Regions from separate parts of the Homo sapiens genome. Here region 2 is linked to region 1. Evidence: read pairs that join two places in POLR2A ChIA-PET (ENCODE). Cell type or tissue: endothelial cell of umbilical vein. All regions are shown on one strand.

What was found. ChIA-PET counts read pairs that join two places held together with the same protein. Peaks named below come from ENCODE experiments on the same cell type or tissue, not always from the same donor. Only the 100,000 strongest peaks of a DNase experiment are listed, where the experiment ranks them.
Region 2: POLR2A ChIA-PET joins it to region 1 with 6 read pairs; 2 of 35 experiments call an interaction of 5 or more read pairs at or near these places.

What each region holds. Positions count from the first base shown.
Region 1 is chr7:108,018,883-108,022,882 of GRCh38, forward strand. LOC107986834 (a long non-coding RNA gene) reads left to right here and starts at 2,058. Exons shown (of 3, transcript XR_001745319.1): 1 at 2,058-2,222; 2 at 2,337-2,425; 3 at 3,101-3,551. It also overlaps a transcript of LAMB4 not described here. In endothelial cell of umbilical vein, no CTCF peak of the experiment used is centred here; a DNase peak (open chromatin) is centred at 1,889; H3K27ac peaks cover 360 bases.
Region 2 is chr7:108,112,591-108,116,590 of GRCh38, forward strand. It overlaps LAMB4 (laminin subunit beta 4), which reads right to left. Exons shown (of 34, transcript NM_007356.3): 3 at 3,414-3,571. Among named protein-coding and RNA genes, the nearest start is that of LAMB4, 16 kb to the right of the region's middle. In endothelial cell of umbilical vein, a CTCF peak has its summit at 1,719 (motif pointing right); a DNase peak (open chromatin) is centred at 2,161.

The DNA of each region.
Region 1 (4,000 bases):
CCCTTATGGAACTGCCCCAGGTGTGTCCCGTGTTTCCTGGTAGGACCCTTACTTGTACAGTCAACCAGGGACCTGTTTCTTCCACCTTGTTTCACAGTATTATCTTCATGTGCATGGGGATAGCCGGCTCTCCATATTCCCACCCAATTGAAGGTAGGGGGGAAACAAATGGAGGGTGTTTTTGTTTCCTCTTGTTGCTGTAACAAATATCCACACACTTAGTGGCTTTAAATGACATAAATTTATCTCATAGTTCTGTAGGTTAAAAGTCCAATTCAGGGCTAAAATCAATGTGTTGGCATAGTGGTATTCCTTCCAGGAGGCTCTAAGGAAGCATCTCTTTCCTTGCTTTTTCCAGCTTCTAGGGACAACTTACCTTCCTCAGCCATTGGCCCCTTCCTTCATGTTCAAAGCCAGCAACATCAGGTCAATCCTCCCGTGCTGCTGTCCCTCTGACTCTCTCCTGCCTTCTCTTCCACTTGAGAGAACCCTTGTGATTACACGGGGCCCACCTGGAAAATCCAGCATCCTCTCCCCATCTCAAAGCCAGTTGATGAAGACCTTCATTCTGTCAACTTTCCCTTTGCCATGTAACGTAATATATTCACAGGTTCTTGAGATTAGGATGTGGACGTCTTTTGGGGGCCATAATTCTGCCTCTCCCACAAACGACAAACAACTTCCTTTTAGGGTTGTGCCCTGGAAGTTGCACACAACATTGACACTCATCTGTTGGCCAGAATTTAGTCACATGGTCACATCAAACTGCAAGGGAGGTTGAAATACAGTCTCTCTCGCTAGGCAGCTGTGTGCCTGGTTAAAATGTGGAGAAGTCCTATTACCAAAAGGAAGAAGGAGTAGAATGGATGTCAGACAGCAATTTCCAGCCTGAGCCTCATGAGGCTCATGTGTTCTTGCCAGGGTCTGCTTTCAGCTTTCCTTCCCTTCATTGTGCCATGCCAGTGCTTCTGCCTAATTGTTTTCACCTGTTGGGTCTCAGCTGTCCTTCATCTGTGATTGGTTTCTAATCTGGGAGAAGATACAGGATAGTCTCCTTTAATGGGCCACACCAGCTACCTCATGGCAACTTGCTTTCTGATCTTCATATTGATTTTCTGATGTGGCTAGCTGGGTTCCAAATACTTCTACCTGGCCTCTGGGGTTCAAACGTGGGCTCTCTGACTCCTCCCCTCACTTATCCCCTACTCTGGGATGTGCAGATTCCATCCCGACTTCTTCACGCTGGTCCCTCACACACCTTATCAGATCTCCTAGTGTTGGGGAGATGTCATTTTCAGTCAACTCGAATTAAGAAAATGATTAGATTGATGCTGTAATCCCAGCACTTTGGGAGGCTGAGGTGGGCAGATCACAAGGTCAGGAGTTCAAAACCAGCCTGGCCAACATGGTGAAACCCTGTCTCTACTAAAAATACAAAATTAGACAGGCATGGTGGCACATGCCTGTAATCCCAGCTACTCGGGAGGGTAAGCCAGGAGAATCGTTTGAACCTGGGAAGCAGAGGTTGCAGTGAGCCGAGATCGTGCCACTGCACTCCAGCCTAGGTGACAGAGCAAGACTCCATCTCAAAAAAAAAAAAAAAAAAAAGAAAAGAAAAAGTATGCATGTTGTTGTTGCATATAAATATTATCAATTGACTACATATAGGTTCTTTACATCCTTTAATTCTTTTTATTTATTTATTTTGGCTACTCACATTAAATCCTCTTAGATGGGAGGCAGAGCTGTGCCTTCTACAATGAAAGCTGATGGAACCTCCTATAGGCAGAATACATGGATCTGAAACCAAAAGTGGAAATGCATGATACTGATCACAATTATATCCGAATGACTCACAAGCAAAAGGTTCCTTTTTGTACCTGTGACTTTGGGCCCTAATCTCTAAGGAAGTGTGTTTTTACTCGATAATATAATGGTTGTTCCACTGAATTAGAATATGTACCAATACCCAGCTATTTCAAGCTGTAAAGGATAAACAGGCAAAAAAGGGGGGTGTATAATTTTGGCTGGTGTAATTGATCCTGACAAAGATAAATAGAGCTGCTGGTTCACAGTGGCAACAGATGGATGTGACTAGGACCAGAGGGACCATGGAAGGAGCAGTAGAGAAAGCAGATCTTAAATCCCAGTGAAAGCCTCCTGAGTGGTTACAAAGACAAAGTCTACATCCTCAATCTGTGTTTCTCAATATGCTATGTTTTGTGTGTATTTATATTTTTAATTATAAAATATATTTCATTTTTATCTCCCTTTCCTCCCTCAGTAGTCTATATTTGGTATTTGTTGGTGGTTAACTTTACAATTTTGATTATAAGTTGCAGTATTTCCAGAAGGAATTATTAGCTGAAGTGCGGAAGAAGTGGACCTCAGCTGGAGGCCAAGGTTTCAGAGCTGGATGCACTTGGTGAGTGATGAGACTGTGGGTTGGTTTCCCTTGAAGACAATGTGGGTGTGCTTTCATTTGGCTGAGTGCTATATTTTGTTTGGTAGAAGCACTTATTTTTACTTTAGAAGGGAAAATGGGGGACGGGCATGGTGGCTCACGCCTGTAATCACAGCACTTTGGGAGGCCGAGGCGGGTGGATCACCTGAGTTCGGGAGTTTGAGACCAGCCTGACCAACATGGAGAAACTCTGTCTCTACTAAAAATACAAAATTAGCCGGGCGTGGTGGCACATGTCTGTGATCTCAGCTACTCGGGAGGCTGAGGCAGGAGAATCGCATGAAGCCGGGAGGCTGAGGTTGCGGTGAGCCGAGATCACACCATTGCACTCCAGCCTGGGCAACAAGAGCAAAACTTTGTCTCAAAAAAAAAAGGAAAATGGGATGAAGAATGTATTATGATATTTGGAAGTCAAAGAGGTTAACTTTATTCATATTGATTACATTTAATAGAAATTTATAATTTTTTTGATACCTGGCATCAAAATCCTTCCTATCTTGGAGGATTCCAAAGATAAGTAGAGGAAAAACTCCCCTTCTACTACCAAAGTCAAAGGGAATAGATATTCTCTCTATTTAGTCAATATGGTACCGAGGGCACATGAAGAGGCCCGGCCAACTGGATTACTTCTTCCAGGGTTGCTGAGTACTGAGAGAGTGATACAAGACAGAGAGACAGCTGCAAGTCACTGGGATGGTGGTGAGTGTCCAAGGAGGACAGCATTGGCCTCCTAACCTGAGTGTACTGAGGTGTGGTCTTGGAAATATCGCCTGATGCATAGTTGTCCTTAGTTACATTTTCTCCAGCCATTTCTTTTTGTATGCTGTCAGATATCCTTTGAATAAATTCCTTTCCTGCTTAATAAGCTACTGCTGGTTTTCAGTGATTGCATCCAAGAACTCAGACTGGTAAAATCCTAACGTTTAATTGGTTTATTGTTAGTTACTTAGCTTCTTTGAATTTTTAATATAAGATGTGCTTCAATGAATTAGCCACAAAGCTTTTCCCTCCATCTTTAAGATTATTTTCTTAACATACAGGTTCCACAGTGGAATTACTGAATTTTATAATAGCTCATGATACACACTGTCAAATTGTTAATACTTTAAAATGTAAAGAGACACTGTTTCACTGAATCTTGCATTGGTCACATCTTGAACAACTGATACAGCAAGTAATAGAAGTTAGAATGATTTATCTGGCATTACTGAGGAATGAGATTTTTTACATATATAGATTTTTTTTTAGATAACTAAAGTCTCAAGGCTGGATATGTGAACCATTGTAATTATATACTTCAAGAGAGCTTTCTGGGGTGGTCCTTCCTGTAGAAAAGTTTCTTTCTATTCTTCAGGATCTCTAGGGAAATAGATTCTGCAATTTTCTGTAACAGCCTACATTTTAAGAATTTTCATATTTATGTATAATTCTAAAGCCCTTTTGTTGAATTTTTAAATCTTTTTTGTTTGTTTGTTTTGTTTTTTGAGACAGGGTCTTGCTCTGTCACCCAGGCTAGAGTGCAGTGGCTTGATCTCG
Region 2 (4,000 bases), 94 kb after region 1:
CCTGCTTAGGATGGATTTTTGAAGGTTACAACAGCAAAGGCTGGCCTTTGAGTTTGCTTAATTTAATGCATCTACTTGCAGCTATACTTGAAACTCCTAAGGGGCTCTGTAAGGATTTCCAAAGCACTGTCAGTGGCCTGCAGTTATTCCTGGCTAATACTCAGAGGACTCTGAAGGAGCTCTTTTGCAAAGCTTCTGGGAAGCGGGGGCTGATCATTATAACCTTCTGTGCTGGAAATTGCCTACAACAGCATAGGTGCTCAGCTGGTGGCACTCAGTGCACGTTGCTTGTATGTCCTAGCCATGGCTCACAAGGCCCAACATGATCTGGCCAGGGCCACCTCTTTGCCTTTATGTCTACTTGGCTTTTCACTCTCTTGACTCTGGCTACACATGCTTCTTGCTATTTTTTAAGCACTTAGAGTCAGAAGAGTTCAAGTTGTTCTTCCTCCCAGCTAGTCTTATCTCTTGCTCCTTCCCTTATTTCAGGTTTCTGTTAGAATGCCTTCATTTCAAAGAGCCTTTCCCTGACTACCCTATTAAAATGCCACCATCTTTTCACCCCCATGGCCCTCTGCCACTCTCTATTTTTTGTCCTGCTTTATATATTTCCTAAGCCCTTATCACTACTTGAGGCTATATTATACAGTTGTTGGTTTATTGTCTGTCTCTATAATAAGAATAAAAACTGAATGGGGCAAGGACCTGGTTTTATTTATTGCTGTATCTCCATTACCTAGAATAGTGTGTGGTACATAGTAGATGTTCAGTAAAATTTATTAAATGCAGGATGATTTTAATGATTATTTCAGCTACAGTCAAAACAAATCAACCCTTCGAGAGATTCATATAATCAGTGTATCTTAGCATCACTGGTCACTATAGGCCTTATTGTTGAAGAAAGCCAAAATGCCTTTTGAAAATTAAGGCAAAATGGATCTAAATAAATTTTGCATAGGGGTAGGCCCATCCCAGTGACCAGTAGAAGCTTTGTGATTCTATCAAAAGTGATGGTCTTCAAATAATTTCCAATAATACTATGGAAATTACTTGAGAAAATGTTTAACTTCAGGGCTTGTGGACCATTTTTTGGTTAACATTTTAGAAGTATAATCTTTGATGAGGTTGGCTTCAGAGGATGCTAAGTTGTGGCCACTAAATGTGAGTTCCATCTTGGATAATTTAATAGGTCAATGTTGACTGGAAGCTTCTGAACAAAATGTTTTGCTTGGTAGCTCTTTCTTAGATAACAGATGGGAAAAAATCATCCTCCATGCTGCGTGAATGTTTGTCTAGACCAGTGGTCGTAGCCCCTTCTATAATACACTTTGTCAGCCTGAAATATTTTGAGGTTTTTTCCAGCTCTAAGCTTTCTAAGATTTCTGTCATTCTCTAGACAAAAGAAGCCTCCACAGTTGGAGTTACTTCTATTTTTGGTGGTATAACTTTGAGATATAAGAACACCAATTTCTAATTATCATCAGAGTATGTTGGCTCAGGCAACAGTAAGCAAATGCCAGTGGGAGAACAAGATGGCTGGCGCTCATATTGGAAAGTGGCGGTGGCTCATGCCTGTAATTCCAGCATTTGGGAGGCTGAGGCAGACGGATCACTTTAACCCAAGAGTTGGAGACCAGCTTGGGCAACATAGTGGGACTGGTCTCTATAAAAATACCAAAAATTAACAGGGCATGGTGGTGCTTGCCTACTCCACCAGTAGGTGGAGTAGCCTCCCCTACTTGGGAAGCTGAGGTGGGAAGATCACCTGAGCCTGGGAGGTTGGGGCTGCAGTGAGCTGTGATCATGCTACTGCATGCCAGCCTGGGTGACAGAGCGAGACCCTATCTAAAAAATAGAGTTGAGAACCAATTCTTTGTCCAGAGCACCTGGACTTAGTAGTCACCTGGCCTAGAGTTGAGCAGAACTTCCACCATGTAATTTCCTTGCACATGCAGAGAATTTGCTTTCTTACACAAGTACTTCCCAAACTTAGAACAGTGATATGCACCCAAGTATTGTCTCCACTTATTTATAATAGTCACCTTTTACTAGAAACCAATTTGAATACAAAGCATTTCCCAGAGACTTAAGCAGTTGCTTTAAATGAACAATACATGGAAAAGCCTGGACCACTAACATTAGGCTTATGTCCAACTTCCTTCCTGCACATCCTCTCATTTATGGGGTGGACGTGATTACCTCAGGGTTTTTGGTAGGGACGATACTCAGATGACCTTGGATGCTTGTTCTGTTCCCAGTACATGGAGAGGAAAAGAAACCTGAAAAGCCACTTATCCTTTTATAAAACTGATCTTTAAGGGGAAAAGGCACAAAACTATGTTCACATTGGGAATTTATGATTTTTAGACAGTATAACTTCCAAGTAGTATTATGTTGGTGTACAATCAATTCAAAGTTCTACACCTCTTCCATCTCAAGGCAGAGCAATGAGGACTCATGTTCAGCATAATGGCAGCAGGCCCTGATGAATCTTCAAACTTCATTAAATGAGTCAATTAGGTTTCCTCTATGGGAGTGGCAAAGGTAGCCAAGTAGACTAGTAAATTTTATAGCAATTCCTTACAAAGACTAACCAAAAAGACTTTTATGTCTCATTCTGAAGGTAACAGGAAATGGAAATTAAGCAAATCTTCCTTATTTTTGATCAGTTAAGGTTTCCTGGACTTTGAATTACATGAGAGTTGGCTCTCTGCATCTGCAAGTTCCATATTTGTGGATTCAACCAACCAAGGATTGAAAATATTTGGGAAAAAATAACAACAATAAAACAATAACAGGGTAGGCCCAGTGGCTTAGCCTGTAATCCCAGCAACTCAGGAGGCTGAGGTGGGAAGATCGCTTGAGGCAAGGAGTTCGAGATCAGCCTGGGCAACATAGTGAGACCCTGTCTCTAAAAAGACAAAATTAAAATTAGCCAGGTGTGGTGGTGCATGCCTGTATTTTTAGCTGCTTCAGAGGCTGAGGTACACTCCAGCCTGGGCAGCAGAGTGAGACCCCTGTCCCTAATGAAATAAAAATAAGATTAACAATATAACAATAAAAAGAACACATTTTAAGATGTAGTGTAATAATTATTTACATAACATTTACATTATGTTAGGTATTACAAGTAATCTAGAGATTATTTAAAGTACATGGGAGGATATAGGTAGGTTACATGTAAATACTATGCCATTTTAGATCAGGGACTTGAGCATCCATGGATTTCGGTGTTGGGGGAAAGGGTCCCGGCACCAACGCCCCGTGGATACTGAGGGACAACTGCACCAGTGTCTCCATTGTTTAAAAAGGAAGTTGTCTCCTTTAATGTCTGAGTAGCCCCAGGTGTACCTGGAAAAATCTACATCATTGATTAAATAATGTCCCAGCAAATAAACAAAGAGCCAACCCACCTCCAGGTAACTGAGGATGCAGTATTTCTGGGCTCTGCTCAGCCCACAGGTAGAAGAAGCCATAAGCTGCGTGTTCCTGCCCACCAGGAGATCACCAGTGGTGGGATGACAGGCACCCCTGTTGCAGTCATCTTGAGCTTTTGAGTAACTGAGCCACCCTTGAACACAACAGAAATAGCTTACACGGAAGGCAGTCTAAGGACAGCACAGGGCCTGCAGAAATGACTGGTTAAGGGGGAAAGTTATGTATTTATTTAATATTGGCCAAAGATGTATCAGACTTTTAAGTTTATTAATAGATGACAAATGGTCCCTACTTTGCTTGCTGGGTGGCATGAGGTGTAATACCTCTTTGAGTCTTTTGAAATCTGTATTTCAAAATACAGATTTGGATTAAAAATAAATACTTCTAAAATGTGTTGAACTGAACTCCATATCAGCAGGATTCTCCATCAAAAAGAGATACCGAGAATAATACACTTGAAAGATACTGCATTCTGTATCCCTTTCTTATTTGCAATGGACACCCGCATATGAAAGTCCAAGAGATGCTTCCATGAAACTAAAACGAACAAAACAAAACTCTT